2 separate regions of the Homo sapiens genome follow, and region 1 is linked to region 2. Evidence: chromatin loops called from intact Hi-C (ENCODE). Cell type or tissue: endothelial cell of umbilical vein. All regions are shown on one strand. Each heading gives the region's core, and the rest is flanking DNA. Links, peaks and the distances in the headings are about the cores only. Region 1 overlaps UTY (ubiquitously transcribed tetratricopeptide repeat containing, Y-linked). Region 2 holds the start of DDX3Y (DEAD-box helicase 3 Y-linked).

Evidence for each region. Hi-C counts contacts between places; a loop is a spot of excess contacts. Peaks named below come from ENCODE experiments on the same cell type or tissue, not always from the same donor. Only the 100,000 strongest peaks of a DNase experiment are listed, where the experiment ranks them.
Region 1: it touches region 2 in a loop (4-fold over the local background); 3 of 110 quality-filtered maps call a loop at or near these places.

The regions. Positions count from the first base shown.
Region 1 is chrY:13,336,207-13,352,072 of GRCh38, reverse strand. UTY (ubiquitously transcribed tetratricopeptide repeat containing, Y-linked) reads left to right here. Exons shown (of 30, transcript NM_001258249.2): 18 at 15,738-15,866. Among named protein-coding and RNA genes, the nearest start is that of MIR12120, 140 kb to the left of the region's middle. In endothelial cell of umbilical vein, for the core only: a CTCF peak has its summit at 8,339 (motif pointing right); no DNase peak of the experiment used is centred there.
Region 2 is chrY:12,897,115-12,912,980 of GRCh38, reverse strand. It overlaps DDX3Y (DEAD-box helicase 3 Y-linked), which reads right to left and starts at 8,113. Exons shown (of 17, transcript NM_004660.5): 1 at 8,000-8,113; 2 at 5,387-5,444; 3 at 3,574-3,621; 4 at 1,013-1,142; 5 at 99-254; 6 at 1-18. The coding sequence starts at 8,044. In endothelial cell of umbilical vein, for the core only: no CTCF peak of the experiment used is centred there; DNase peaks (open chromatin) are centred at 7,370, 7,720 and 8,190; H3K4me3 peaks cover 2,631 bases; H3K27ac peaks cover 2,545 bases.

The DNA.
Region 1 (15,866 bases), core at 3,996-11,995, 440 kb before region 2:
GTGGTGCCCTCAAACAATGACGATGGTAACATCAAAGATCCCTGATTACAAATCAGTGATACAATATGAAAAAGTTTCAAACAATTGAGAGAGTTACAGAGATGCAAAGTGAACACATTATGTTGGAAAAGTGGTACAGATGGACTTGCTTGCTTGATATCCACTGTTGCCACATACCTTCAATTTGTAGTAAACATAGTGTCTTTGAAGTTCAGTAAAGCAAAGCACAATAAAATGAGGTATGTCTGGACTACGTGGTAATTTAGTCTGTGCATGTAAGTTTATTTACAGTATTATAAATTCACGATACTGCTTTCTTTGTGGTTTCAGTTACCTGGGGGCAACTGTTAAATGGAAAGTTCCAGAAATAAACAGTACATACATTTTAAATTGCATGCCATTCTGAGTAGTGTCATGAAATCTTGTCCTGTTCCACTCCATTTGACCAGGATGTGAATCATCTCTTTGTTCAGCATATCAACACTGTACACGTTACCTACCCTTTATTCACTTAGTTGCTGTCCCTCAGTTATCAGATCAAAAAAAAAATATTGAGAATTCAGGACTATTGACAGTTTGAGGCATCCAGTGAGGGTCTAGGAATATATCCCCTACGAATATGAGGGACTGTTGTAGTTAAAGCTAGTGTACAGATAAATTACATTAGGTAGTATGGAAATCAGAGGAAAAGGGAAAAAACAATTATTACTTTACAGTTACACCAAATCTCATTGCTATTTCAATAAGACATAATGACATGTTTTAGAAAGTATCTTCAAGTAATATTTGCACATATTCCCTGGAGAACACCGCTACCATGCAAGCTGTTCAATATTTATTCTAGTGGAAGGAAAGGACTAGCAGAATTTAAATTACCATGAATTGTAATACAATGTGACATGAGCAAGTGCCTTGGGAGGGCCAGCACATTAGAGACCCAGATAATTGAAGGAATTTGCAAGGAGAAAGGGCAGGTTAAGGAGTGGCTGGAGAATAGCTTATGAAGAGGTAGTGTAGCAAGACAAGCCACAGACAAAACCCTCAGACACCCAAGTTAAAGAAGGAAGGGCTTTATTCGGCTGAGAGCTTAGGCAAGACTCATGTCTCCAACAACCGAGCTCTCCAAGTGAGCAATTCCTGTCCCTTTTAAGGGCTCACAACTTTAAGAGGGTCCATGTGAGAGGGTCGTGATCGATTGAGCAAGCAGCGGTACATGACAGGGGGCTGTATGCACCAGTAATCAGAATGGAACAGAACAGGACAGGGATTTTCACAGTGCTTTTCCATACAATGTCTGGAATCTATGGATAACATAACCAGTTAGGTCAGGGGTCGATCTTTAATTAGGCCCAGGGTGCGGGCTGTCTGCCTGTGGATTTCATTTCTGCGTTTTTACTTCTTCTTTCTTTGGAGGGAGAAATTGGGCATAAGACAATATGAGGGGTGGTTTCCTCCCTTAGTAGAATGAAAGTGAGGCCTCACTGAAGGACCTGCTTTATCTGATGGCACAGTAGAGCTATTAAGGTTTTATATACAGATATAAATTTCTTTTTATATACAGATATAAATTTCTTGAAACTTTGTTTATTTTTATTGACTAATATACTTTAATTTTTAGAGCTGTGTTCGGTATATAGGAAAAATTACACAAAAAGTAAAAAAGCTCCCATTCCTTTCCTCATCTCTCATGGTTTCTCCTATTAGCCATGTGTTCTAGTTACAGAAGTCTCTCCAAGTTTTTGTTTGTCTGAGAAAAATTTTTTCCTGGTTTTTGAATGGTAATTTTGCTGAAATTCCAGTTTGGGTTTTTGTTTCAATACTTTAAACATTTCTGTCTAGTCTCTCTTTTGCATGGAGTCTTAGTTCATTCAGAACACTATAACAAAATACTATGGACTAGGTGATTTATAACAAAGAAATTTCTCACAGTTTTGGAGATTGAGAAGTCCAAGATCAAGAGCTAGCCTACTTGGTGTCTTGTGAGATGGTTCATCTATGTTACTTTCTTGCTGTGTCCTCACATGGTGAAATGGGCAAGGAGTGTCTCTCAGGCCTCTTTTGTAAGGACACTAATCTCACTCATGAGGGCTGTACACCTTATGATCTTATCCCCTCCCAAAAGCCCAGTCTCCTAATAATTTCACCTTGGTGATTCAGTTTCAAAATAGGAATTGGGCGGTAAGGGTGGGCAGAAATATTCATTCCTTTAGTGCATATGTTCACAAGAGAAGTCAGATGTAATTCTTAACTTGGCTCCTCCATAGTTAAGCTGGGGTGTTTTTTTGTTCCTTAATTTTTCTCAGAATTTTTTCATTGCCTTTGCTTTTTTACAGTTTACATATAGATGTGTATTGTAGTATTTTTTGTTATTTATATTGTTGGATATTCTCCTAAGTTTTCTGGGTCTGTGGTTGGTTTCTGTAAGGTCAGCTGAGAGAAAAAACAAGAGAGAGAGCAAGACCCAAGTTCAGGCAAGCTTTTAGTAAACCTGCCAGCTGCCTTACCACAGACAAAGGAGGCAGCAGCCAGGTTACAGAATAAGGGATTGATACTTGGGGGTGGGATTATGCTTTCACTTGTATTCCCTCATATTTTGCAAGTGTTCTGTTGATGTGATAAAGTGTGATGAGGTGATAAAGTGTGTGGGAAGGAAGTGTTCTGTATTAGTTGCCTGTCTTTTAATGAGACTTTACCTTTTGGCTGATTCCTTCACAAGTGCTGGTCAGCTTTTTATTCCCCATTAAACAAGCAGGAAGGCTAGAGAGGCTTGGCATTGAGTATTTTCTGTCTGTCGTGTTGTTTAGGTTATAGTAAAACCCTAGCTGTGTTAGGCTCTGGCCAAATAATACAGTAATTTCCCTGAGTCATGCCTTTTTAAGAACGGATGCTCAGGAAACATTTCAGAATGTTTACTTTGCCTCTTCTCCTGTTAGAAGTTGTAGAGGTGTGTTTTCTAGTCTTTACTGTAAGATCCTATTAGGGCTTCTGGAGGTAAAACTTATAAAAATATGGAGATTCCCTAAGGCTTGGCCTCCCTGAAGCTTCTAACTCTCAAAAACTGAGCATCCATCAGTTTTTCAGTTACAGTTTAGGTTTTTCTCTTAGTGGTTCCAGCAGCAGTTTCTGTTCACTGCCTTTTGCTCTGGTAAGTTGTGATACTATGGTAAGATGTGAATCTGTCTGCCTGTGTGTTCAATGTGGGTGGCAGCAGTAAGTTAACCAGTCACTTCCCTTCTCTTAACCCTGGATAACTTACCACCAATCTGTTTTCTATGTGTATGGATTAACATATTATAGACAGTTTATACACATGGAATACTATAGTATGTGACCTTTAGTGTCTTAATTCTTTCACTGGACATTGTGTTTTCAAAGTTAGGGAATATATCCTGTTAATAAACCTTCTAAAATGAAGGTTGAACAATGCTGGACTAACATTTCAGTTTTCTTTTGTTTTTGATCAGTAGGAATTGAGTGAGGAAAATAAGAAATTTGTGTGATACAGGCAGTTTGTACAATCTACCAGCTTTTCCTTTTGATTTCCTCTTGATTTCTCTTATAGCTGTGTCCTGATTATCATACAAAAGTTAGCTCCTCAAAATAAGTTATGCTCTTTTAAAAATAAGTATTATTTGTATTGTTGTATTATTATATATTTTTTCCTTATAGTTTTGATTAATGGTTGGATAAATTCACCCATGTGGGAACCCATAGATACAAAGGGCGACTGTATCTTCATTATTCTCTCAGATCCTCCTCCAGGAGTTTCATCAAATATCACAATCTCAAGGATATCAGCTTTTTATTATCTTTCTGTTCATAATGTAACTCTTTGCTATTGTCTCCAGCATTCTCTACCCTCTTCTCTCATAAATTTTTCTGTAAGGTCCGTATCAAAACATAATCTAATATTATATATTCTAAATTATTTCCTTTACTTTTTATTTAATCAGCTGGGTAAAATAGGGAATTAGGCTGTTTCTATTCTGTTTTATCCCTTGAGCCTGAAAAAGTTAGATGTGGCCAAACCGGGTACTCAATACAAATGGCTACAAGGAACAAAAAGCTACCATTCAGTCTAAAACAGAGACTGTCCTTCCTGAAAGTATTTGAAGATTAAACTTAAAACTTGCCTTAAAAATTTATTTTGAAATGGTTAATTTTATGTGTCAGAATTGGTAGGGTAGGAAGCTCAGTTATTTTATTGCAGGAAATGTTGCGGGACAATCAAAGACTGGAGAGACCGAAAAAGGTTCAGGAGGGTTTATTAAGGTGATCACCGGCTCAGCTGGACATATGTCTAGAAAATCTGAGTCCCGAACAAAGGGCTTTTCCTACTTTTTTTTTTGAGACAGAGTCTTGCTCTGTCATCCAGGCTGCTGTGGGGCAGTGGCACGATCTTGGCTCACTGCGAACTCCGCCTCCCGGGTTCTTGCCATTCTCCTGCCTCAGCCTCCCAAGTAGCTGGGACTACAGGCGCCTGCCACCATGCCCAGCTGATTTTTTTATATTTCTAGTAGAGTCAGGGTTTCACCATCTTAGCCAGGATGGTCTCGATCTCCTGACCTTGTGATCCACCTGCCTCAGCCTCCCAAAGTGCTGGGATTACAGACATGAGCCACCGTACCCGGCCCTCCTACTTTTAAACATCTAAAAAGCGAGAACTACGTGAGGTGGGAAGGAAGTTACAGAAGTGAGAAACAAAGGCAGTTAAGCATTACGACATTTCTTAAGTCTTGAGAAAAACATGTCTTGCATCCTAAACTTACCAGTCTTGTGACCCTGAAGCTGTGCTAGGGAGGTAAGCAGGAACTTGCTGAGCCTGTAATAAACTTTGAGGAATGTGGAGTTGGGGAGTATAGATAAGGTCCACTGATCACAAAGAGAAGACAGGCTGTTAATATTCTCTTTTAACTTGAGTGTAAGTTGAGGGGTGGGAGGTCACATTTTGCAGCAACTTTTAAGAGGATTTTAAAATTTCTACTACTACTACTAATAGGTTATAGTTGATTTCATTAATTCCTTCTTCATTTCCCCCCTTTGGTGTCCCACACAAATGTAGATTAGTAAAGTGCACCACAATTAGCTATTTCTTCTTGAGTGGGTACATACTTATCTTGGGATACCGGTTGGTACTTTTGCAGAGCCATTATTCAGGTGATGGTATGTCTGTGTACCGTTGGCTTCTGTGGTGGATTGGATGCTTCTGATGAGAAGTGGCAGGAGACAAGGAATAAGTAGGCATCCACTTATTACGGTGGTAACATGATTGATATAGTGTTGGGAACTGCAAAAGGGATTAAAGTCTGACACAGAGGAATTGTCTATAAAGCTTCCCATTGTGTTCTGTTTTCGGATTTTGCAAGATATTGTTGACCTAGGCAAGTCGTTGCCCCTCCCTGGTTCTGAAAGGCCTTGTCCCAATGGGTGATGCAGTATTTTCCAGTGATGGGGTTCCTTAACAGCCAAACACTTGGATTTGCATTGAATTTGTAACAAATTCAGGTAAGGTAAAATTTTCTTGTGGCATCAATTCTTAGGCTCCCATATTGGTACCTCCACATATATAACATACAGTAACTCTTAAATTGTTAGCAGTACTTTCGGCTAGCTGGGCAAACAGGTTTTCAGCTGATATAGGAGGAATTTGATTTTTTGATACTTCAGGATTAAAGTGTTCATTGAAAGATGTATAAAACCTAAAGTGTTGCATTGGGCTAACTTGAACTTGGGTCCTTTGGGTTTTCCTGGTAATGACCAGAGGAATACGAAGTCCTAGGAGTGCTCTTTCCTGATCAAAGATTAGTAGCCCTTTAGGCCCTTTAGTCCAGAAAGGCATATTTGGCTTTAGTATTGTCAGATTGAGTGGGTTGCAAGTTCCAGTTGTGCACCCTATCTTCACCTCTTGGCTGGCAAATAGAGCAACCCTTCCTGTGTATAGGTGCTGATAAATTCATGTGTGGTCCACTGATTATCACAATCAGGGCACTCCTTTTTGGATTTTCCTGTTACAGCCTTGGTAGCTCTGCTGCTGACTCTTTCTTGTCCTAGATTTTTACGGATGGTCCCAATAGTATTTAGTTTACTGAGATGTGAAGCTTGGCAGGCATCAAAATGTATGGAGACAGGGCCTTTATGCGAGTGAGGGAATACTTCTTTTTTGTTTACAGGTTTACTGACCCTGATTTCTGTGGGGTTTATATATGATGGCATTAGGGGTTTGCCAGTTTGGACTTCAAACCAAAAGTCATAGGGCACGAACTCTGGGTCATTACATACTTGGGGCTGCCTGTTTCCACGATCACAGACCAACTAGTCTGGTTATAGACACAAGTTCCTGTATGAGTCCCTGTCCACTCATAGTAGGTCTGGTATAACATAGTTTTAGTCATACCTTTTCTGGACCAGGCTTCTATCATACAGTGATGACAGTCATCTTGGTCCCCTTTTATAACCATAGGTGAAAGTGTCAGTGACTTCAGTATTACCAATATGATTAAACTTATACTGTGCATGGGCACCCTTCTGGGCAAAAAGCTTGGCAGCATTTGCAAAGATAACATGACAGTAAAATAATCAGTACAAGAATTTAATTATGCTTGTAAATTCAGTCCACATTTACTTATCTATTATTGACTTCCTCAGGCTTCAGCCATGCATAGACTAGTCAGCTTCCAGTTGTCTGACTAGAGCAGGGCTCAGTGTTTCCCTAAGGTTCAGCTGTGCTTGGACTGACCAGCCTCCGGTATGGTCAGAGCAGGGCAGTTATCCTTGTCAGCAGTGGCATAGTTTTGCCGCAGGATCAACTGTTTTGGGTAGTCTGGGTTTTGTTGACTGGCCGCGGGTCCTGAGTTGTGGTCGCTGCTGGTTTCAGCTGGCTGTGATGAACCCAAGGTGTGATACCTGCAACAACAGCAGTGGGGGTAGACAAGATCACAATATGGGGACCATCCCATAAAGGCCCTAACGTGGTTGGGTTCCATTGTTTGACCCAGACAGAGTTTCCAGGTTGGAAGGGATGTACTGCATCTATGAGACTAACAGGTATTCTTTCTCTTACCCACCTTTGTATTTCCTGCATGGCCTCACCTAAGGCTTGCATTTGCCTTCTTAAGGTTAATTCCCCAATTTCTTTTAAATCCCCTTTTATCTGAGTTATGATTGTGGGTGGTGAGCCAAACACCATCTCATAGGGTGAATACCCAGTTAATTTAGTAGGGTGCCTCTGACTCACAGAAGGACCATGGGCAGCTCCTGATTTCACCTTAGATAAGTTTCCTGGCAAAACCTTTAACAGCTGTTTGAGTGTCTCCTTCATTCTTTCAACTTTTACAGAACTCGGTGGGCAATAAGTTGTATGCAGATTCCATTTGATTTTTAACATCTGTTAGTTGTTGTACTATCTGCTACAAATGCTGGGCCATTGTCTGATTCTAAAGTTAGAGGCAGTCCAAATCTAGGAATAATCCCCTTTAGTAAGATCCTGGTTACTTCCCGAGCTTTCTCTGTCCTGGTGGGAAATGCCTTGACCCACCTTGAGAAAGTGCAGACAAACACTAGCATGTACCGGCAGCCTCCAACTTGAGGCAGCTCGATAAAGTCCACAGGCAGGTTTTCACAGGGTGTAGTCCAGTTTCTTGAATCCCTGGGGGCCATGTTGGCCCCTGCCATGGATTATTTTGGGTACAAGTTCAACATTGCTCACAAATGGCTCAAGTGATGGCAGTTAGGCGCAGAACATAGAAATGCCATCCAACAAGAGTCTCTAATGCGGTTTTTCCCATATGTGTTCCTTGATGAAACTGCTTTATGAACTGGGTGGCTATTGCTTCTGGGATGACAAGCCTCCCATCTGAGAACTTTCACCAACCTTTCTGTTAACTTCCACTCTCCTGCTCAAACCAGGTCTTTTCATTAGAGGAGTAGTTAGCGGGTTCTGTAAGGGGAAGCTCTAGTAAGGGCATGGTAAGGGTTTGCCCTTCCTTCTTAGTTACCTCCATCATTGCAACTCTTTTGGCTTCTCTGTCTGCCTTCCTGTTTCCTCTAGCCTCATCACCTCCTGCCATTTGATGCCCTTTGCAATGGATGACTGCTACTTCTTTTGGAGCTCTTTCAGAGCAGCTTCTAAGAGCAACTCTATTTCCCTTTTATTTTTGACTTCCTTTCCTTCAGTAGTTAATAATCCTCTTTCCTTACATATGGCTCCATGGGAATGCAAAATGGCAAAAGCACACCTTGGGTCAGTATAGATGTTTACTGACTTTCCTTTGGCCACGAGCGATGCTCTAGTGAGGGCTGTTAGCTCAACTCTTTGGGCTGAAGTTCCGACCAGCAGAGGGCAGGCTTCAGCCACTAGATTCAATGCCTCACCGTATATCTAGCCCTTCTGACACCTTCAGATATGAAGCTACTTCATATCTGAAGTATCATATCTGCTTCATATCTGAAGCTGCTTCATATCTGAAGTATCATATCAGTAAAGTATTCCACATCTGGATTTTTTAAGTGCTGGTCCTTTAAGTCTTTTTGGCTTGAGAAAACCTCATCTACCATTTCCACACAACAGTGATAACCTGGGCAACACAACGGGGGCTTTCTGTGCTCTGCCCACTCTTTTGGCAGCAGTGTGCGTGGATCTAGAGTATTCAGAGTCACCAGGATTATGTAGGGGTTTCCACACAAAAGTTCTTGATATCTTAACATCCTAGGGTTAGAAAGCCAGCCATGCCCCCTCTGCCCCATCAGGGTGACGATCGTATGGGGCACCTGAATTATCAACCTCTGTCCAAATGTGAGCTTGTTAGCATCTTCTGCTAACAGGGCAGTGGCTGCCACTGCCTTGAAACAGGGAGGCCATCCCATAGCCACCAAGTCTAGTCGCTGGGACAAACATGCCACGGGCCAATACCATGACCCTAGTGTTTGTACCAAGACTCTTATAGATATTCCTTTTCTTTCATAGATATACACGTAAAAAGGCTTTGTCATGTCTGGCAGTCCTAATGCCAGGGCGTGGATCAAAGCCTTCTTGATTTCCTTGAAGGCCATGTCCTGCTCTTTTCCCCACAGGAGGGGTTGTTTTCCGCCACTTTGGTAGCCTCATACAGTGGTTTTGCTAAGAGCAAGTAACATGGAATCCAAATGCGACAGAAACCAGCTGCCCGTTTAAACTTCCACACTTGTCTAGCGTCAGGTCAAGGAATGCTACAAACAGTCTCTTTTCGCCCACGTCCACACTCAAGCTGCCCTTGAGAGAGGTTAAAGCCAAGATACCTTGCTCTTTGGCCACAGATTTGTGCCTTTTCCTTAGAGACCTTATAGCCAGCCTCCCACAGAACATCAAGGAGGCTTTTCTGTACCTTGAAAGCACTCTTTTGTAGGTGCATAAATCATCTATGTACTGCAACAGGACACAGCGGCCACTTCGTGGCATGAAAGCCTTCAGGTCTGAGACAAGTGTGTCCTCAAAAATGGTTGGGGAGTTTTTAAATCCTTGGGGGAGTTTGGTCCAAGTATACTGTGATGAGCCCCACTCAAAGGCAAAGATGCCCTGGCTTTCAGGAGCTAGTCAGATGCAGAAGAATTCATCCTTTATATCTGAGCACATAAACCAAGCAGTGTCAGCAGGAATTCGCCCAAGCAGTGTGTATGGGTTGGGCACAATGGCATGTGATGTAGCTGCAAGTTTATATATGGCCTGCAAATCCCGTACCGTCTGGTAATCTCCAGAGGGCTTTAACACCAGTAGTAATGGAGTGTTTCAAGAAGAGGCACATCTTTCTATTATCCAGATTTAAGGAGCTGAACTGTATCCTTTGTAATCCCATGGGTGGCTTTGCTAGGATGGGATGCTGACCGATTCGCACTGGTGTCCCGCAGCAGTTCCACCACTGTGGGGTCCTGATTTATGGCTAGCTCTGGGGATTGTCTTCTGCCCACACCCCTGGCAGCCTGATAAATAATTCCTTATACATTGCCTCATTTTCCCACTTGCAAAATGCATCTTTACAAATTTTGCATCTCTCGTAGTCTCCATTCCTCTGTTGTGGGGATGGTAAGGGTCATTATCATGGCTTTTCTTTGACCTAGGTTTAAAGTCATGTCCCCTTCTCGGGTAAAGGAGATTTGTGCTTGCAATTTCTGGAGCAAGTCTCTTCCTAACAAGGGCACCAGACTATTTGGCAAATATAAAAATTCATTTTGGACTTCCTGTCCTCCAGTCACACATCTTTTAGATTTGAAGTAAGGCCTCTTTTCTGTTACTCCTGCAGCCCCATTTATATTGACATAATTTTTAGACAGTGGTCCAACTGCTTGAGTTCCTACCGAATGCTCCACACCAGTATCGACTACAAAGTGCATTTTCCTGCCCCCTACCTCCATTGAGACCGTAGGTTCCTCAGGGCCTAATGAAATGGAGCGTGGTCTGTCTCAGTTCTCATAATAATCATTGATTCCTGCCAGTCTAATTAAATCCGTGTCTGACTTGTGAACCCCTTGACCGTCAGCAGGGGGTTCTGGCCAGCCATTTTGTCCCTGATTGTTGCCTTTATACTTTTCTCTTTCTGGGTATTCATTCTCCAGTGTACCATCTGCTTGCCTCTCGCACATTGATCTCTCTCAAGCGTAGGTCAGCCCTCTTGTCCTGGCTTAGCTTCCTGGTTTTGCCTTGCTTGTCCTCCACCACAGCCATGTCCTCTCACAAAATTAGTTTCTCCTCCAACTAAGACCACCGCCATCAAGTCTACCTTTTCCTTAGCTCTGCATCTAGCTTTTCTCTTGGCCTCCTCATCCTGATTTAGAAACACCTTAGTAGCCACTTGGATAAGCTGGATAATATTCATGCCTTCAAAACCTAACTTCTGAAGCTTTTGCTTTACGTCTCCTCGTGCCTGACTTAAAAATGCTGCATTAACCATACACTGATTACCTGAAGCCTCTGGGTCAAATGGCGTGTAAAGTTGCTGAGCCTTGCAGAGCCTCTCATAAAATTCACTGGGACTTTCATCTGGCTCTGGAGGACCTCTGAGACCTTTTTGATATTGGTGGCCTTTTCCCCTTCAGCCTTTATTCCATTTAGGAGTGTCTTTCAATACCGTTGCAAACTTTGTAGCCCTTGAGCCTGGTTAGGGTCTCAGTCTGGGTCAGCCTCTATCGGGAGTGCTTATGCATACAGCCTGATATCTCCTGTGCCTGCGGTCGCATTGTTCTCCAGCCACTGGAGAGCGGCTTGTATAACTACGGCGCTCTTCTGTATTAAATAATGACAGAAGAAGTTTGCAATCATCCCAGGTAGGATTGTAAGTTAGGAAAATAGACTGCATTAGATCTATAAGAGCCTGAGGCTTCTTTGTATAGGAAGGAGTAGGTTGTCTCCAATTTAAGAGATCAGTAGTAGAGAAGGGCTGATAAACGAAGAGCTGTTCGCCCCCTTGGACTTCATTCTGTGCAGTTAAATAAATTTGTCCCCGTGTTTCTTGAAGGGGTGTCTGCATTGCTTGGGCATGACCTGACCTAAGGTGGCCTACCTCATCCCCCTGGAGTTTCTCCCTTGGCTTTTCAGGCAAGGACTGTGGTTCCTCTCTGTGTGGTGTTGTCTGAGGAGTGCTTTCTTCTGAGTCTGAATCTCCGGAGGCGGCCAGGGCAGCATCCTTCCTGTCTAAGCCCTCTTTGCCAGGGATGGATAAATTGGTGCATGGGGGGGTGGACTTTCTAACTTTTCATTTGGGGCCTGTAGGACAGGTTTTTTCTGCTTTTCCTGTGACTCCTTTTCTTTTTCTGATGCCTTGCGGTCTCTTCCTGTGGTTCCTGGTTTTGTCCGGGCCATTAGAGTCTTACAATAGGTCCCAAAGCAGGCCTGCAGCCACTTAGTGTGACTTTGAATTACACTTAGCCAGGAGTTGATATACGAAAACTGATCCGGGTACCCAGGCTGTTCTCCAGCCCCATGACTACCCAGAACACTCAGCCAATTATTTCCCTGTCTGTTGTCCCTTTGGCTGGCCACCCTACATTAAAAGACGGCCAATCTATCTCACAAAGGGTTCTCTGTTTCTGTGGAGTTAGTTTAACCCTATAATCACCATTAAAACCTTTTTTAAAGTTTTTCAGCATGCACTCCAGTGGAGTAGGCTTTGACATTTTTCCTCCCACTTCCCCACTCACAGCACGCTTTCACTTTTGCATCCACCAGTCCAGATCCTATTATGGGAGGTTTGGACACTGCTTAGCCAGGAGCGTACCTTAATTCCTGTCACAGCTCACTGCAGCCGTGGAACTGGTCCTATGGGCCATATGCAGTGTCCTAGGTCTGGTTTTTCTCACACTTGCCTCAGAGCACACAGTCCCTGCTAACAGATCTGTGCTTCACCACATCACGCCCTGTGTTGGTCTCTCCCGAGACCGTCTCTTTCACACACTTTCACACACCTCCCGCATTCCTGAAACAGTTTTCCTTTCTGACCAACTTGTGAGCTCCACCCACATCTGGTATCAGTTAGGGCGTGAGTTTCATCTGGGTCAGTGGAGCCTCTCCTGATGTTCCCAGCCCCCTTGGGTCAGACTAGTCATCACGCCCTGGGAGGTAATCCGGCTGCCTTTCCATCCTTATGGGACAGGTCTTGCCTTATGGCCCAATCCTTAGCACGGTTTAGATGTCTGTGCACTGCTTCCGTGACTGTCCTGCAACACTTTCTACCTGTTCCATTTGTGCTGTCAGGGGAAGTCTCTGGAATATGGGAGGGCCATTCTCCTTCTGGGCTGAAACTCTCCTGGTGGTGCTAAGGACCCCAGGGCTCTAGCCCACTGGCAAAGGAGATAGAAAATCTGCCATCTCCAATCCCAGACAAAGCCCCCAGAACTGTTTCAGGACAATCAAAGACTGGAGAGACCAAAAAAGGTTCGAGACAGTCTATTAAGGTTATCACTGGCTCAGCCAGACATATGTCCAAAAAGCCTGAGCCCCAAACAAAGGGTTTTTCCTACCTTTAAACATCTAAAGGCAGGAACTGTGTGATGCGGGAAGCAAGTTACAGAAGTGAGAAGCTAACGCTGTTAATCAAGCATTACAACATTTCTTACATCTTGAGAAAAACATATCTTGCAGCCTAAACTTACTGGTCTTGTGACCCTGCAGCCACAAGACCCTGCAGCCGTGCTAGGGAAGTAAGCAGGAACTTGCTGGGCCTGTAATAAACTTTGAGGAATGTGGAGTTGGGGAGTATAGATAAGGTCCACTGATCACAAAGAGAAGACAGGCTTTAAATGTTCTCTTTTAACTTGAGCGTGAGGTGGGGGTCACACTTTGCAGCAACTTCAAGAGGATTTTAAAGTTTCCATTACTACTACTATTAGGTTATAGTTGATTCCTTCTTCACTCAATGTTCTGTGAAGGTGCTCTGTAGATAGGATTAACATTTGTGGCCAGGCGCAGTGGCTCATGTCTTTAATCACAGCACTTTGGGAGGCCAAGGCAGGTGGATTACTTGAGGTTAGGAGTTTGAGACAAGCCTGGCCAACATGATGAAACCCCGTTCTTTTTTTTTTTTTTCCATTTTTGAAACAGAGTCTTGCTCCGTCACCCAGGCTGGAGTGGATTGGAGTGGCGTGATCTTGTCTCACTGCAACCTCTGTCTCCTGGGTTCAAGCAGTTCTCCAGCCTCAGACTCCCAAGTAGCTGGGACTACAGGCACACACCACCTTGCCCAGCTAATTTTTGTATTTTTATTAGAGACAGGTTTTCGCCATGTTAGCCAGGCTGGTCTCAAACTCCTGACCTCAGGTGATCTGCCTGCCTCAGCCACCCAAAGTGGCTGAGATTACAGGCATGAGCCACCACGCCCAGCCATGAAACCCCGTTTCTACTAAAAAAAAAAAAAAAGAAGAAAATAATTAGCCAGGCCAGTTGGCACGTGCCTGTAGTCCCAGCTACTTGGGAGGCTGAGGCACAAGGGTCACTTGTACCTGGCAGGTGGAGGTTGCAGTGAGCCAAGATCACACCGCTGCACTCCAGCCTGAGCAGCAAAGCAACACTGTATCTCAAAAAAAAAAAAAAAAAAAAAGGATTAACATAATTAACTGACTTTATAGAGATTACCCTTTATAATCTATTTGGTATATTATATTTTATAATAGAATTTTTATGGCTCTGTCTCATACATTTAATTAAGTCATTTTGAGTTAATTTTTGTACATTGTGTGAGAATATCCATTTTGCGTAAGGATATTTGATTATTCCAGCATCATTTGTATAAAAGTCTTATTCTTCCCATCTTGGCAACTGTGTCAACAATTAGTTCATAATCTATGTGTGGATGTATTTATAGACTCTTTTGTCCTACTCCTGTATATAGTTTTTCTTACACCAATTCTACACAGCCTTGGTCACTATAATTTTATAGTAAGTTTTAAAAATAGGTAAATGTAACTCCACCTTTTTGTTATTTGTCTCTATTCTAATAGCATGGTATTACATTGCTTGATTTTCACATGCAAACCTACTGGCTTTCTGAGATAAATCCTCGTTTGTCTTGGTGCATAATTATTATATATTGCTGGGTTTGACATGCTAATGTGTTCTTAAGGATCCTGTTGTCTATATTCAAGGGAGATGTTTTTTTCAGTGATATATTTTACTGGCTTTCACTGGTGTTAGAGTATAACTGGCTTTCTGAAATGACTTAGTGAAGGTCTGTCCTGCTGTATATCCTGAAAAGATTTTTGTTAAGATTAGTATAATTTCTTCCTAAAATGTTGTTTGTAGGATCTCTGGTGGTATAATCTCTTTTCTTTCTACTTTGCCAAGTTTATATATACTGTTATGATATATTTAGCTGAAGGATTTTTTTAAGTGATGTCCATCCTTTCAAAGACCAGTTGTATATGTTTTTTAACAAATTTTTTCCATTGGTTTTGTGTTTTCTATTTCAGTAATTTTTTTTCCTTCTTACCTGTGTTATTTATTCCCTTGTATTTATTTTTGGTTTGATACTCTCTTCACAACATCTTAAATTGGTATTTTATCTTTTTGATCTTAGACCTTTATTCTTTGATAACCTAAGTGCTTGAAGCTATAAAACCTTCTATGTATTGCATTAAACTAAATTTTGATATGGTATGCTTTTATTTTTATCAAGTTCAAAGAATTCTCTAATTTATTTTGTCATTTCTTAACTTGGCCCATAGGAAATTTAGATTTCTGTTTAGTTTTCACACATTTGGGTATTTATAGGACTTTATCTTTTTGATATTTGATGTAATTCTTTTTCAGAAAACATACTTTCTATGATTTCAGTTCTTTTAGTTTTATTGAGACTTTTTTTGCATAGTCTGTGGCTTATTGTGAATGATATTCCCTGTAATAAATATACTTCATGTATTAAGTATAATAACCATACATGTTTTTCCACATCTAAATTTTGAGATACACTTTTATTCAGCTAAAAATGTATGTCAGAATTAAACAATTTAAACTTTAAAAAGCCTAATGTGAAGAAAATTGTTCACATATTAGTAAATGAAATTAAGCTGGCAGGTTAGATCATTTTCTCTAAAAATACTAACCACTTTAATCTGTTGATTACGGGAACTTTTAAATGATTTTGAGATTTGGCTTCAATTATGTTACACAAAATTTAGTTTATTTATGGTGGCTTTGTGTTTAACATTTTAATCCTCAAGAGTTTTCTGTATATGCATTTCAGCTCCCATGATATTAAATTTCAATTTTTTTTTTTTAGGGGCTTCATAAAAGTCAGAGTTCATGTTTGTCAGGACCTAATGAAGAACAACCTCTGTTTTCCACTGGGTCAGCCCAGTATCACCAGGCAACTAGCACTGGTATTAAGAAGGCGAATGAACATCTCACT
Region 2 (15,866 bases), core at 3,790-11,789:
CCTCCAGAAAACAGTTCTCTGAAATCAAACAATTATTACATACATGTTATACTAAGCAATAAATTTCATAACAATTAACATACATTTCAAAAACTTACTGCTCCAAGCGTTCACTTGGTGGAAGTGGTTTTGACCAATCATCTTCAACTGACTTGTCACACCAACGACTATGTCCACTCCGTTCAAATCTGCCAAAGCCAGGTCTTTCACGATTGCCAATACCATCATAGTCACTCCGTCCACGATCATCAAATCTGAATAGCACAAGCAATCAGAAGTACACGATTTAGCCCATGTTAGATTATCATCGCTCTAGAAACGTACTTGGGTATCAGTTGAATTACTGAACACAACCACCCTTCGAAGATACTGGCAATTCAATATTCGTTTCTCATGTGAAGTAAGGCCCTCTAATTAACCAGTACTTAAAATGTAATTTATGTCTTCATTTTTAAGAAAATTATAAAAATTTTTATAAAATCACACAGCTTAGACCTCACATGCTAAGAATTAGGTTTTTAGATACTTATAACTAGTTACGTACTTTACATCTTCATTTAAAATAGTATCATCTAAATATATTTACTAGTAGGAAAGCAGGAATAACACTTGAATTTCTCCTTTATATGAAAGTAGACATGTGACAAGAGAATATTTTTAGAGTTTTACTCCTATTTGTGAAAAACAGAAAGGATTAAATACAGCCATTAGGTTTTTAAGATCAACTTATAACACACATCAAAAATGAAGTGTTTAAAGCTGTCACAGACAGGCTTTAAGTATCATTTAAGTTGAAACAGATTTCACTGTGTCAAATACCATATTCATCTAATTTAATAAATTAATAAAGACCTCTTACTGCTAACAAAACAATGAGTAAACCAACATTCTGCTTTAAATCCATTAGTAATCTGTTAAAGATATGCTTGACCACTGAAAGTATGAAGAATGAGAACCTACCAAATTAAAATTTCTAAATTTCTACTGTATACAAACACAAGCTGAGATTTACCTTCCCCTTGATCCACTTCCACGTTCACTGAAATAACCAGGCTTTCCTCTAGAATCTCGAGACCCAAAACTGCTATATGCATCCTTATCTTTGCTGCAACTCCAACCTGAACTGTCTTTATCATGGAATCCTTCAATAAAAAAGCAAAAATCAGAAGGTGACAAGACTTTTGAATAATTTGCATCTTTCAAAATATGAAGTCCTTCACATGTAGTCTTCCTTTATGTTATCTTTATGGGACCAATGGTCTACAAGTCCCATAAGCAGAATTGTTAAAAGCTTTAATGTTTTCTTCCACCAGAGATTATTATATGAAGCAAAGTAATCTCATGACCTGAGAACAAGGTAGCTTGCATGTAACATAGCTATGCTATTAATACTATACTATCGTAACAATTTTTTTCATTCATTTTTTAAGTGTAAATGTTACATATCCAAAATATAAACCTACTCCAATTAAATTATTTAAGATGAGTCTTTTTTTAAGCTATGACTAAGAGGGATTCCAAGTTCCCAATTTTTAAGCTGAACTTGTAGCTAGTGCAAGCCCATTGTTAGTTTCTTAGTTATGTCCCATCCTTGACAAATCCTGAATAATACAAAAGGTGTTAAACCTAAACATTTAACATATGCTATATATAATACACATTTTGGGAAGGCCCAGCTAAGTAAAAGATTACCTCAGGGACTGTGGGTTACCTACAGAAAAGCTTGAACTAAGAGAGCTACATAATCAGAAGAAATATGTCAGATGGATTAAAACAGGGATGGCTCACACCTGTAATCCCAGCACTTTGGGAGGCTAAGGCAGGCAGATCACAAGGTCAGGAGATCAAGACCATCCTGGCTAACACGGTGAAACCCCGTCTCTACTAAAAATACAAAAAAATTAGCTGGGCATGGTGGCGGGCACCTATGTAGTCCCAGCTACTCAGGAGCCTGAGGCAGGAGAATGGCATGAACCCAAGAGGTGGAGCTTGCAGTGAGCTGAGATCGCGCCACTGTACTCCAGCCTGGACAACACAGCAAGACTCCGTCTCAAAAAAAAAAAAAAACAGCTCCAACTCTATGCAGTTTATGACCAAAAACTACTCATACATAGTAGTATGTAGCAACTGTATGTAGCAAGCATCATAGTAAACAAGGACTCATTCAATGAAGAACCTGGAGAAGTCAACTTGCTATCTATCAACAATACTATAAACAGGACTAGTTAGCTGAGCATCTTAATTCATCTTTTAAAATCTAGCTTTGTCTAGTAACACCAAAAAGAAACAGATCAGCTAAATGGAAGTAGTCAATACAAAACAAGGAATTTCCATGTTGTCTACTTTGCTCTACCAGACCTCTAAAATAGCCTCAAATTCTAAAAGTCCAAAAGTAACTATGTAATCTTAATATGCTCGTTAAGAATAAGGTATACTTGTGTTAAAACAAAAAAACCCTCATTGTTGCCTACTTTCCATGTCTACAAACTGATAAAAAAAAAATGACAAGAGTAAACTCACTTCACAACCACACACTTACCTAAATTCAAACATTTCAATGAATGTTTAAAGTTACAAGTTAATAAAGTTATTTTCCCCTGCTTTTAAATCTCCAATATTAGACAAATGAATAATTGTACTTCCTAAATCTAGATCTATTGTACTAAATCGATTGTACTTCCCAGATTTAGGAAGTTAGATGTTTAAGGTCTCTTCCATCCCCTCAAATACTAAAATATTGCCAACTCTCCTTAAGGCAGTTAATAAACCTTTGATGCAATTCCAGCCAGATGCAATATTTTTTCAGAATAACAATTCTCCAGTTATTCTGAAAAAATAATACAATCATTAGCTAAGTGGTCTTCTGATAAACAGACCTAAAGAGGCTACAGACTAAACATAGAAATACAAACCCACTCCACACCCCTTTATCATTACCTTCTTTCCTTTTGGTTTTAAATACTTTTCCTGACCTTTCCTTCTCCTAGAATTTTTTTGATGTATATGCAGCACTCAAAACATCACCCCAATTAAACTTTTCTAAATTACAAATTTAATAGTAAACCATCCTAAGTGTTTTAAGGCATTTCATGCAACACCTTTCAAATGAAGTTGTTTAGGCTGAAACCAGACAATCTCACCAGCTTATTGGATGTGGCCAAAAGTGGTAATCTTAACAACTGTTAACTAGTCTAAAAAAAAAAAAACCCACTTTTGCTGTGCTAACTTTTCCAGACAGCAGCAAGCAGGTCTTTATCACTACACAGTTTCTTTTACGTAAGGCATTTCCACAAATACACTGGTTTCAAATTTCAAAACATAAATGTTTACAAACAGATAAACCACTATACAAAACTCAGATTCTTTGGGCTCAGTTTGCCAAAGGAAACAACTATCCATCATTCAACATTATACAAACTGTTCCAAAAACAGAAAGTGCTAGTTCTTAAAGACAGTCTGAAAGAGGCACAGGAGGGGACAAAAAACATTTATAGACCTCCTAAAGTTACTTTCTTCCCTAGGCTTTGATTAGCTGCTAAAGGTTAGGTCTACAAAGTTGCCTTAAAGACGTACCTTTAGATGCTTCTCTGTTCCTTAAGTGAGGAGGTATATAGCGCCCTTCTAAAAGAGAAAATGTAAAATTAGAAGCCTATAACATCGCCAAGATACTGCTTTTAGAAAATGTCTATTAAAAAATAGGTCCTGGAAAACAAACTTTTAAAACCTGTATTTTATACAATAAACTACTTTGCAAGATGAGCGGAAAAAATGCTTACTCTAAAATACATTGCAAACCACAAATATTTCAGTAGCTAGTAGTGGTTATCTAACAATTATCTTTTAAAAGGATCTATTTCCAATAACTGCTTCATGAATCAACACTGACCATTAAACATGGTAATTACCCCAGTATAAAAGCCTACTAGGGAAAAAAGACTCTTATGTGCTATACTAAATTAACTAACCAGTAAGAGGCTTTTAAAAAATCTGTACTGGGCTGGTCACGGTGGCTCACGCCTGTAATCCCAGCACTTTGGGAGGCCAAGGCGGGCAGATCACGAGGTCAGGAGATCGAGACCATCCTGGCTAACAAGGTGAAACCCTGTCTCTACTAAAAAAAAATAGAAAAAATTAGCCGGGCATGGTGGCCGGCACCTGCAGTCCCAGCTACTCAGGAGGCTGAGGCAGGAGAATGGCATGAACCTGGGAGGGGGAGCTTGGGGTGAGCCGAGATCGCGCCACTGCACTCCAGCCTGGGCGACAGAGCGAGACTCCGTCTCAAAAAAAGAAAAAAAATTCTGTACTGGTAGATTAAAGTGATACCATAAAAACACATGAAAAGTTGGAAAGTGAAAATGATCTGGAAAACAAATCAAGTGTTTTCAGTTAAATCAACAGGCCAGTCTATGATTAAGAAGTAAAAGAACTTATGAAGTAGACAGTACTTAACTACCTGATTTTGTAACTCAAAAATCCAAATTTGAACTAAACCTCCTACTTTTGGATTTAACTAAATATCCAAAAATGTCTCTACCATTTAAATATCTGTAATGTTCATATAACGACAAAGTTTGAAATAAATTTATAAAACTTAAAAGTGTTCTGTTTTGTTTTGTTTCAAAGCATACCAACTACTTTCCTTGTTGAACAACAGTAAGAAACCTGGACTCAAACCAGGGATACTACTGAATAACCACCAGCCTTACTCTCCTATCCAAATACTAACCTCACCCAATCTTCCAAAACCAAACAAGACCAAGTATTTCAAAAGAATGTCTTTATAACTAATTTCCTTTCACAGGAATATAGCTAACTCATCACCTTAAAATCAGATGAGCTTGGTTTTATCACTGAATGTTAGGTTCTTCGTCGGCAACAGCAGTAGGTGTAGCACATAAATGCACAGGTTAAAGTTCTTTCATTAGGTTTAACACAATGCAGGTCAATTCACAAGGATGGGCTTATATCCCATGCTGGGCCAGAAATGAATGGCACTGCTTTTCTAAAAATAATGTGTATTACATTAAGGTTCTTGGTTTTTTGTTTTGTTTTTTGAGTCAAGGTCTCTGTAGCCCATGCTGGAGTGCAGTGGCCTGATCTCAGCTCACTGAAGCTTCCAGCCTCCCAGGCTTAAGCAAATTCTCCCATCTCAGCCTCATGAGTAGCTGGGACTACAAGCACGTACCACAGCGCCAGGATAATTTTTTGTATTTTCAGCAGACATAGGTAAACAGTGTATTTTATTACCCAGACACACCAAAATATCTCATATTTTCATATAGTCAAGTTGTAAAGAAAAAAATGTAAATTTAAAATTAACAAGTCCAGTAAGACATTAACATTAAGCTCTGATAAACACTCCATTTTTAAAAAAAGTTTTACTTACTGCTCGCTGTACTTGCTCCTCCACTCTGTTTTTCAGAGTTCAGGTCCAGATTAGCAAGCTAGAAGAGATATCAATAGCTCACATGCTGATACACAAGAACAGATAACATCACAAAAGACAAATGAGACCTAGATTCCAATCTTATCCTGTACCACAAACTTAGCTGCCATGTCGGCCTGGTATTACCTGCCAAATTTTAAAGATGTCCAGGTCTACCAACCATGACAAATGCAAATGGCATCAGCTGAATACCAGCAGTTTCACAGTAATGAGTTCAAATTCATTAATTCAAAACAAATTTTCCTTAACAATTTTCCGAAGTGAAAACTTTCCTAACTAAAAAAATTTACCATCAATTTCTCAGTAACTTCAACATCCAATTTAGCTACAGTCATGATAGTGAAATGTTCCCAATGACAGTGGTTTTCTTGATATTCTAACCCTAAAAATAAATGGACATTAAAATCATTTGAAGATTCCTTAATTTATCTTTGCCCTGAAGACGGTACAACTATTTTTAATGCAGATAAATTCCTAAACATCAAAAGCTCAAAAAAAAAAAAAAACTTCACTATGTTTTGAGTACTACGCGGCTTTACACAGCTGTCACTTAATGTTCGATACTTTATGGAGATGGTAGCATTTATTTCTCCCATTCTAAACATCAAATTCGGAGGTCTTTGGTTGCGAAGTTAAAAAGCAACACATCTCGTATTTAATGTTTCTAAAATGACATATCCAATCTCAATTCATGCCTCCTTATACTGATGGATTTTAAAACTAGAAAAAAGGTTATTTCGCTTTAAGGGCTTTCAGCATAATACCTTACCTAGAACAACTCTGAAGCGGTGGCGGGGGTGGGGGAAAAAACCATGTACGTTAAAATAGATTTTTTTCAAAAAACACGTTAAGACCAATGCCAAGAGCACCTTGGTCACCTTTTTGCACAAACTTTCTATGCCGTAGAAAGCTTACATATATAAGTTCAAGATACTATCACATTACATGAATCATCAATTAAGATACTACTGTACTTAAAAATCTTGCCATCTGAATTTACTACTTAATTCTAGTGAACTAGACAGCACGGTTTATCAAGAGTTAAAGGGATGCCAATTACATAGAAAACATAAATGCGTATTGCCCAGGCTCTTAATTTTCTATTTCTGTGGTCTATTTAACACGTCAAGTCTCAGTAAACTGCAGGCGTTAATACGTCGTCAGTGGAAAAATAACCTTCAAAGGCAGACCATTAAATCCCTCAAACGACACCTAACAGCAAAATTTAAAATCATTTAGCATCACTAAGCTTTAATTACAACTAAGAAGTTCCGACGGTATTTTTTGGTTAAAAAAAAAATGTATGCTCTTTATTCATTCTCTCCCCTAGACTTGGGAGGCAGAAATGCAGGGATAAGCTTGCAAACGACTGGTGTGCCAAATGCAAAAGCGCGGTAGGTTCCTGACACAGAAAACGAGCCTGATCTAACACGTAGACCACCTATCTTCTGCCTCATCGCCCAAACTTCCAAAGGATCTGCCCTTAATGGAAACACAGTTAAACCTATATCAACAATCCTTCGGCGATAACAAGAAAGTAAACCACAAATAACCTGTCCCGCTAATCAACATTCGAGGTTAGTTTTCTACCGGACGACTTCTGCATGTATCGCCTAAAGTAAAGATACAATACCATATAAAAACCGCACAGCTCTCGGCTAGGCGGCTGTCCAGTGACTGAATTAACAAAGGGGTGTAGCGCAATGCTGGATCTCTAACCTTCCAGGTGTCTTTCCGCGGGCGTCCAATTTCCATTATTTCTACAGGGTCAAGAGAAGCACGCGGCAGCCATCCTTCCCTACCCTCCCCACCATCCCTTTCCGGTCCTTCTGCGTCACAAAACTTTCCATACCGGAAGCCCAGTTTCGGCACGCTCAGCACCCGGGCAACGGTTGCTCCGTGGCTACGGGACCCCACCAGAAACAAGATACAGGATACTTGTTACGTTGTGCTATATTATAGTCACTCGTCTTCAAGAATTCCACAGGCCTGGCCCCTCTGCTCAAGGAACACAGCGCTGCCAAGTCACACAATTGTATACACAAAGACTCTGGCCATTTGCCCGAGCAAAGACCATACTACTCTTTCTTCTCGCTACACAAACTGGGTGGCCTGAATACACTTTCTTCTTAACAATGACACTACTGCGAATACGTCAGGGGCGCCAGATAAGAGCCTCACCCTGGACATAAAAACGGTCCGCTTTTGCGAACCGCCTCCCTCCCCCGCCCCCTCACAAACGGGTTCGTGGTCGCACATGCGCGTCTCCACGGGACAAGCAAACACAAAAGCCGCCATTGCGTGAGGCCCAGTACTATACCAGAATACCAGCGTAACCACTACCATTAACGTTACTGCCATCGCACGATCCCTTCCGTACGTGGTCTTGTCATGGTCTCATGCAGTTTCTCTCCCCATTTCCCTAGAGTCCCAGTCACATAACACACGAACCCACCAGAAGTGAAACTGAAAAACCAATTAACAGTGCGCCACAAACCGTCAGGCCAAGTAAAGGGTCCCGTAGAAAGCCTCGGTAGGCTTACTTTGACTCACCTGCTGGTCCAGTTCAGGGTCATTTTTCACCACCACATGACTCATCCCTGAAGAGAAGCGAAAAATCGGGTAGTCCACTGTAGGTGTGAGACCGAATAGCGGAACTCTTACACTGGACCTACAGCTATTAAGCGCACTGGTTAGCCTACGCGGTAATATGGCCCCTCCCACAGCTATACGACAGCACGCACAACGTGCGTAATCGTTGGCTCCACCCCTCCACCACCACCACCCAATCCCTTTATCGCTACCGTTACTTCTCCCTAAATCGCGTTCGTTTAGTCATAAGATCGCGGGATTACGTAGTCCCAGCGCCTCTCAAAATTCGCGCGATGTTTGCTATCCCCGCCCTCTCCTAATGCCTTCGAATTCTAGGGATCTAGCAAGATATCTTTCGCCTTTTTCGCCTTGGGGAAATCTTAAACACAGTGACAATCTACCACTAACTCCCGCTCCCTCCTTACCCACCCTCAACTTCCCTTCTTCCTTAAGCACTCTCTCTTCCCTTTTACTTCTGAGAATAGGAAGTTTCGTAAAATTTTTCCGTTCCAACTAGCCGTCACCTACCTTTGACAAGCTTCAGCAAAGTTGGAACTAGTCAAAAAACTCTCTGAAGCCAAGATAGATAAGGGTTACGGGATCCCAGGTGTTAGGCGCAGTGACCATTTTACGTGAGCGATCCACGGTGGTTTGAATACAATCTTCAGGTTAGGGAGGTGAAAGAACAGGTCCGCAGAAGGTCCCTCTGCAGGATGGACCTGACTGCACCTGAGGAAAGCTGAGTGGATTCCGCAGCACGTGTGACCAGCCAGAGGCTCGACAGACTTGACAGGGTTAGGCTGCTGGGGTTCACCTAGGAACTCCAGACCCCTCTAGTTTTTCTACCGGTGTGCCTGCGCTTTATGAGCATACGGCTTTAGCATCACAGGATGAAGAAACAATGAAACAATTACATACTGAATGACGTTGATGATAACACACCTACCAGGGGACCTAGGCCTAGGCCCTTAACGCACCCTGGCATAGTGATGAAGAAACAATGAAACAATTACATACTGAATGACGTTGATGATAACACACCTACCAGGGGACCTAGGCCTAGGCCCTTAACGCACCCTGGCATAGTGATGAAGAAACAATGAAACAATTACATACTGAATGACGTTGATTATAACACACCTACAAGGGGACCTAGGCCTAGGCCCTTAACGCACCCTGGCATAGGTCCCTTGTTTTCACGAAACAATGAAACAATTATATACTGAATGACCCTGGTGATAACACACCTACCGGGGGACCTAGGCCCTTAACGCACACTGGCATAGGTCCCTTGTTTTTCTGGGCACCCTGCAACCTAGGTTAACCAGTGCTATACTACGTCCCCAAAGCCAGCCTAGCCATGGGATTGTGAAAGACTCTTTTGGTTGCCCAAAAGAATGAGGGTTGAGGGGGATCGGCCTACTGAAGGAACCACTACACCAAAGTTGTCCTACGTTCGTAACAACTTACAGGCGCTGCAGTGGGTGGGAAATAGTCTTTTGCCCTAGAAGGAGTTACTTTTTTTGGCCAAATTCTCAGTCCTCCCTCTAGTCCAGATTCAGCAGACAGGCAGGAAAAAAAAAAAAAAAAAAAAAAAAAGCTTAGTACTAGATTCCTGGCTTTAACTAATAGCCATATACGTGGTTTTACAAACACTTCTTCCCTCTGAACTCTCAGCGAAACCAGATTAAATATCCAGATTTTACACCGTCCTTCAAAGGGTTTCCTAGTGCTAAAATTCAAATACCTCCATTCTCAAAACATTATCACAAATATTTCTGCTTTTCCGAATTTAAAATTAAAACATTCAAAGTGATTGGAACATACACTTTCTATTCAGTGTTCCCAGAGTGAAGTTGGTTTACTGCTTTGGCAAGTTAAAGTTGTCAACTAGATTTCCTTTTTTATAACATATTTTGTGTCGACACCTTTACCATTCTCAAGTTAAATTCACACGTGATATAAAATAAATTTATTGGCCTTCTCCATTTTTGACCTTCCTTTCCTCTCTCTTTGCCTCCCAAAGAAATAAACTCAAATGATGCACAATGACACCCCTCTGGCCCCTAACAAACCTAATTATTATATAATTAAAAGAATATTTATAATAAAATATGTATTTTGGCATGTAAATGACCGCCACTGCTACACTGACAAATACACAAGTGGTTGCCTAATTTAGCTGCAAATACAAACAGAATGTATTCACAACTCACTGTATTATGAACAGGGTTGCAAACGGTAGTATTTCTAAAATGGTAAAAACAATATAAATTTATACAGTCGTTGCCTTCTCGGGGGGAAAAAAAACACTCCCTGTATGTTTAAAGTATTCAAAAATCCTTTTGGTTTGTTTGTTTGTTTGTTTTTGTTTTTGTGACAGGATCTCACTTCCTCATCCAGGCTGGAGTGCAGTGGTGGGATCTTGGCTCACTGCAGCATCCACCTCCCAGGTTCAGGTAATTCACCTTAGCCTCCCGGTAGCTGGGACCGCAGTTGCACACCACCCACCATGCCAGGCTAATTTTTTTTTTTTAACTGAGAAGGGGTTTTGTCATTTTGCCCAAGCTGGGCTCAAACTCCTGAGCTCAAGGGATCTGCCTGCTTTGGCCTCCCAAAGTGCTGGGATTGCAGACACAAGCCACTGCAACCAGCCTAAGAATACTTTTGAGTTTATGTTTAAAGCAATTTTGTAGGTTTAAATCCTAACCAAAGTATTTTCTACTGTGAATGTCCCTGAATTACAGGACATCTAACACCCTGAGCCCTGCCTGCTAAAATGTCAGCAGCCCATGCCAATCATTGTGATATTCAAAACTGCTAGCACAAGTTTACAAAATACGATCTTGAGAAACTAGGCTTGAAGACCTCAGGGTCTATTCCAGCTCATTTATGAGATTCGTATTATGGAGCACTGTTAAAGTACATTTTTGGCCTCACTTATTTCCTTTTTGTATAGACCAGGGAAAACATGAGCTTCTGATATTCAGAAGCTGTGAATTCTGACAGCTCTCATTTGTATATGAAAATTAGCAATAAATAGGACATAATGACTAACCTGGCTCTGGGACTTATTTTACTTTTGAATAGTGCTGAAATGCAGGTATTGCAATAGGAGTACCTGAAAAAAGGTTATATATATTATACATACATATATATATAGCAGTTTCCTATTTTCAGTTATTCTACAACTACTCAAGTCCAAACAGCTAGTGTGGTTTGTTAATTAGTATATTATGACACAAGTATCAAATTAGGAAGAAAAAAGATAAACTTTTGTCTTAGAATGTATACAGGCTAAAAAAGCTAAAGTTACATACTTAGGTAGGTAAGTGAACAAACTTTCACAGCACCTCAAATGACTTTTATTAAGTAATCATTCCTACTCTATATTTTCCTATATTGTATTATATTTGTCTTTTTTCACTACTCTGTGGTTCCAAGTCTCTTACTATCCATGTAATATTGAGATATGTAAGAAGCTGAAATAATAGTAATCATTATTATTGATATTACTGGGATAAACTGAAATGATGAAAATAAATAATGTGCTTAGGTAAACAAAATCATGCTGAAAAAAGATCATAACAAAAGGTAGAGTAAAAGTAATTTCTGGTGGGGCACAGTGGCTCATGACAGTAATCTTAGCACTGTGGGAAGCTTAGGTGCTTGGTGAGTTCGAGATCAGCCTGAGCTACATGACAAAAGGAGCAATAGCATTTGATTCTCACATAAAATATCTAGAATGTGCAAATTAATAAAGACAGAAAGTAGATTAGAGATTTGCCAGGGTCTGAGATGAGAAGGTAATAGAGAGTTATTGCTTACTAGTTACAGAGTTTCTGATTAGGGTGATACAAAAAGTTTTGAAAAGTGATAGTGGTGACAGTTACACAACATTATGCCTGTAATTAATGCCACTAAACTGCACACTTAGAAGTTATTACAACGGCCGGGTGCGGTGGCTCACTCCTGTAATCCCAGCACTTTGGGAGGCTGAGGCGGACAGATCACATGAGGTCAGGAGTTCGAGACCAGCCTGACCAACATTGTGAAACCTATGTCCACTAAAAATATTTAAAAATTAGCCGGGCATGGGCCGGGTGCGGTGGCTTAAGCTTGTAATCCCAGCACTTTGGGAAACCGAGGCGGGCGGATCACGAGGTCAGGAGATCGAGACCATCCTGGCTAATACGGTGAAACCCCATCTCTACTAAAAATACAAAAAATTAGCTGAGCGTGGCGGCAGGCGCCTGTAGTCCCGGCTACTCAGGAGGCTGAGGCGGGAGAATGGCGTGAACCCGGGAGGCGGAGCTTGCAGTGAGCGGAGATCGCGCCACTGCACTCCAGCCTGGGCGACAGAGAGAGACTCCGTCTCAAAAAAAAAAAAAATTAGCCGGTCTTGGTGGTGGGCACCTGTAATCCCAGCTACTGGGGAGGCTGAGGCAGGAGAATTGCTTGAACCCAGGAGACAATGGTTGCAGTGAGCCGACACGCTCGCACTGCGCTCCAGCATGGGCGACAGAGCGAGACTCTGTCTCAAAAAAAAAAAAAAAAAGTTATTACAATGGCAGATTTATATTTTATATGTGTACTACAATTTAAATTAGTAATTTAATAAATTTTGGTATACTATGTTAATAATAATATATATTCTTTATACTGTATTAATATTTAATTATATAGTATACCAAAAGTTATTAAACTTAAAACTTTAGGTGAATTGTATGTATACTTCAAATAAATATAATTGTATTTGAATACCACACAGTATTGCTGTTTTATAAAAGTTAATTGCAGACCTAAGATCGCCTAGATTTTCTCCTTTGTCATTTTTGTTTTTGTTTTTGTTTTCTTTTTGAGACAGGGCCTCACTCTGTTGCCAAGGCTTGAGTGCAGACACACAGCTATGGTTCATTGCAGCCCTGATCTCCTGGGCTCAGATGATCCTCCTACCTCAGCCTCCAGGTGGTTGGGGTTACAAGCGTACAGAAACACACCTGGATAATTTTTGTATTTTTTTGTGGAGATGGGATTTCACCATGTTGCCCAGGCTGGTCTTGAACTCCAGTGCTCAAGCAATCCTCCCACCTCAGCCTCCCCAAAGTCCTGTGATTACAAGCCTGAGCTACTGCTCCCAGTCTCCTATGTCTTTTTTAATAAGTTTTATAGTTATTGGGTTTATAATTAGGTCTATGATTCATTTTGAGTTAATTCTGTAAAAGGTATAAAGTCTGTGTCTTGATTTTTTTTCTCATGGACAATTGTTTCACTATCATTTGTTGAAATGAGAATCTTCTTTTTTCTTTTTATCTTTGCTTCTATGTCAAAGATGAATTGACTATACTTATGTAGGTCTATTTCTGAGCTCTCTCTCCTCTATTCCATTCATCTGTGTGACTATTCCTTAGTATGCTAAGCAAGACAATATGATTCCTATAGCTTTCTAGCAAACTTTGAAGCCAGAAAGTGTGAGTCATCCAATTTTGTTCCTCACTATTGTGTGAAATTATTATTATTATTATTATTATTATTATTATTATTATTATTATTATTTTGAGACTGAGTCTCGCTCTGTTGCCCAAGCTGAAGTGCAGTGGAGCAATCTTGGCTCACTGCAACCTCTGCCTCCTGAGTTCAAGTGATTCTCCTACCTCAACCTCCTGAATAGCTGGGATTACAGACACCCGCCACCATGCCTAATTAGTTTTTGTATTTTTAGTAGAGATGGGGTTTCACCATATCGACCAGGGTGATCTCGAACCTCTGGGCTCAAGTGATTCGCCAACCTTTGTCTCCCAGAGTGCTGGGATTACAGCTGTAATATTAAGTGTTCTTGAGTAATTCTTAGAAAATTGGCCCATTTATCATTATTTAACTGAAACCAATTACTGGTATCATTGTTTCGCATGTTATCCTAGGTTTTTGTTTCACAACTGAGAAAATTAAGGAGCATGGATGCAAAGGGTGAGGTTGGAGTGAAAGTTTACTAAGCAAAAGTAGAAAGCTCTCCACAGTGCAGAAGTGATCCCAAGTGGATTGCAGTTTTACTGTTGAGTGCAAAAGCTTTTATATGAAACTCTTCTCACCACTGTAGCTGTTTGAATAACCGGTCTTATCTATAAAGCCATCTGCACAACTCCCTATCTATTCAGCTGTGAAATGTCTTTAGGTAAGCACAAATCACAGCTTTTCTTGTTTATATAATTGTGGGTTTGTTTTAGTTAAGTCCTTCTCCTGCCAGTGCAAGTTCCTGTAGAGCTCTCCACGTATATGCCTGAAAAGAAGAGGAAACTTCTTCCTGAGAACCCACTAATCACTCAAAGAACAAAAAGTTTGCTATGCTGAACCTTGCCTGCCTTGTCTGCTTATCTCTGTGCAGGTGCAGCCTGAGTTTACCCCAGGCTGCTGTATTTTTGCAAGTACCTGTGATTTTTCAGGCAGGCAGCTTCTCTGATGACTAGTCTTAGTTTACCCAGTTGATTCTTCCTTTTCTTCTTCATTTCCCCTCTCAGGAGTGGAGACCCTAACTGCTATTAGGGAAGTTGGGCGATGGTCTTTCTAGCTACTTCCTGCTGGAGAGGGGCATTGTGTGGGGAATAAAAGCTAGGGCTTTTCCTGGGGCTGGTCCAAGGGTCCTTGGAAGAATGCATGTCCATGTGGGGTTCCATTTGCACCACCATTTGGAGTTTAATAGCCTCAGCCAAGAGGAAACAATTGGGTTACAGCATGGACTATACAGGCTCCAAACATTAATGCAAGACATTAAAAAAAAAAAAAAGATCCCAGTAAAGGAGCTAATCAGGTTCAAAAAGAAGATTGAGATCCTTCAAGAGGGGATTGTAGCCAACTCAGACTAAAGCCCACTCATTCTCTCTTAATATGGCAATGATTCTGATTTGATTCTTAAGCACCTGTAAATTTTCTTCCACTTGATTAGAGGTGTTGATCCAAAAGCAACATGTTTTATTTAAGAGTGCATAAGTGCCCCTACTTCAGCTGTAAGAACATCTAGGGCTCTCCTATTTTGCATTACCACTGAGGCTAGAGAGTTTATGGATTGTTGTTATGCCTCTATGGGTTCTACTGTTGCCTTCCACCCTCACCACATCATAATAGAGCTATTAAGCCCTGATTTCTCAAGGAGACGAATGTTGGCAAATGAAAATGGCCTTTAGCTCTAACATGTCTCATTCCTGGTCTTTTCAATTCAGTATTGTCCTGTGCATGTCCTCCCCAGTCCTCTCTCAGTTAGATCTCCGTACAATGGCATGGAAATGATAGATCTGTTTGTTTGCTGTGCCCAAGATAGGGCACTTTCTAGAATGCCAGATTAGGAATTCCACCAGATGATGTTGCCATGTTGGAGGAGTTTAAAAATAATAGGTCAGGGACCACTGCCACTATAGTGCATATTCCCATCCAGTACCTAGGGAGGATTAGGTATAACCAGGAACCAAGAAGAAAATAAAGCTCTGTTGCTTGAAAAGAGGGTTCTAGGTTATAATGTGTAATAGATCCAGCTTGTCTTTGCCCAGGCCTCATAAAGAGGTTTCCCATACATTTAATGGGAGCATCTTTGGTATAGGGATAATCATAAAAAGTATAGTCATGTATGGTGCCATTTACACACTAGGTGGAAAGGATCCTTCTGACAGATGGAGTTTTGGAAGATTATGGACATAATATGTCCTGGCCAGTAACTCAGCTGATTCTTCCTGCAGTGGCTCTCAGTCTAGACATTTCCTGTCCATGAACAGATGTGTCATTATTAGTCATTATTAGGTCATTAATAGTATCAAATAATATACAGAGGTTCAGGATTCCC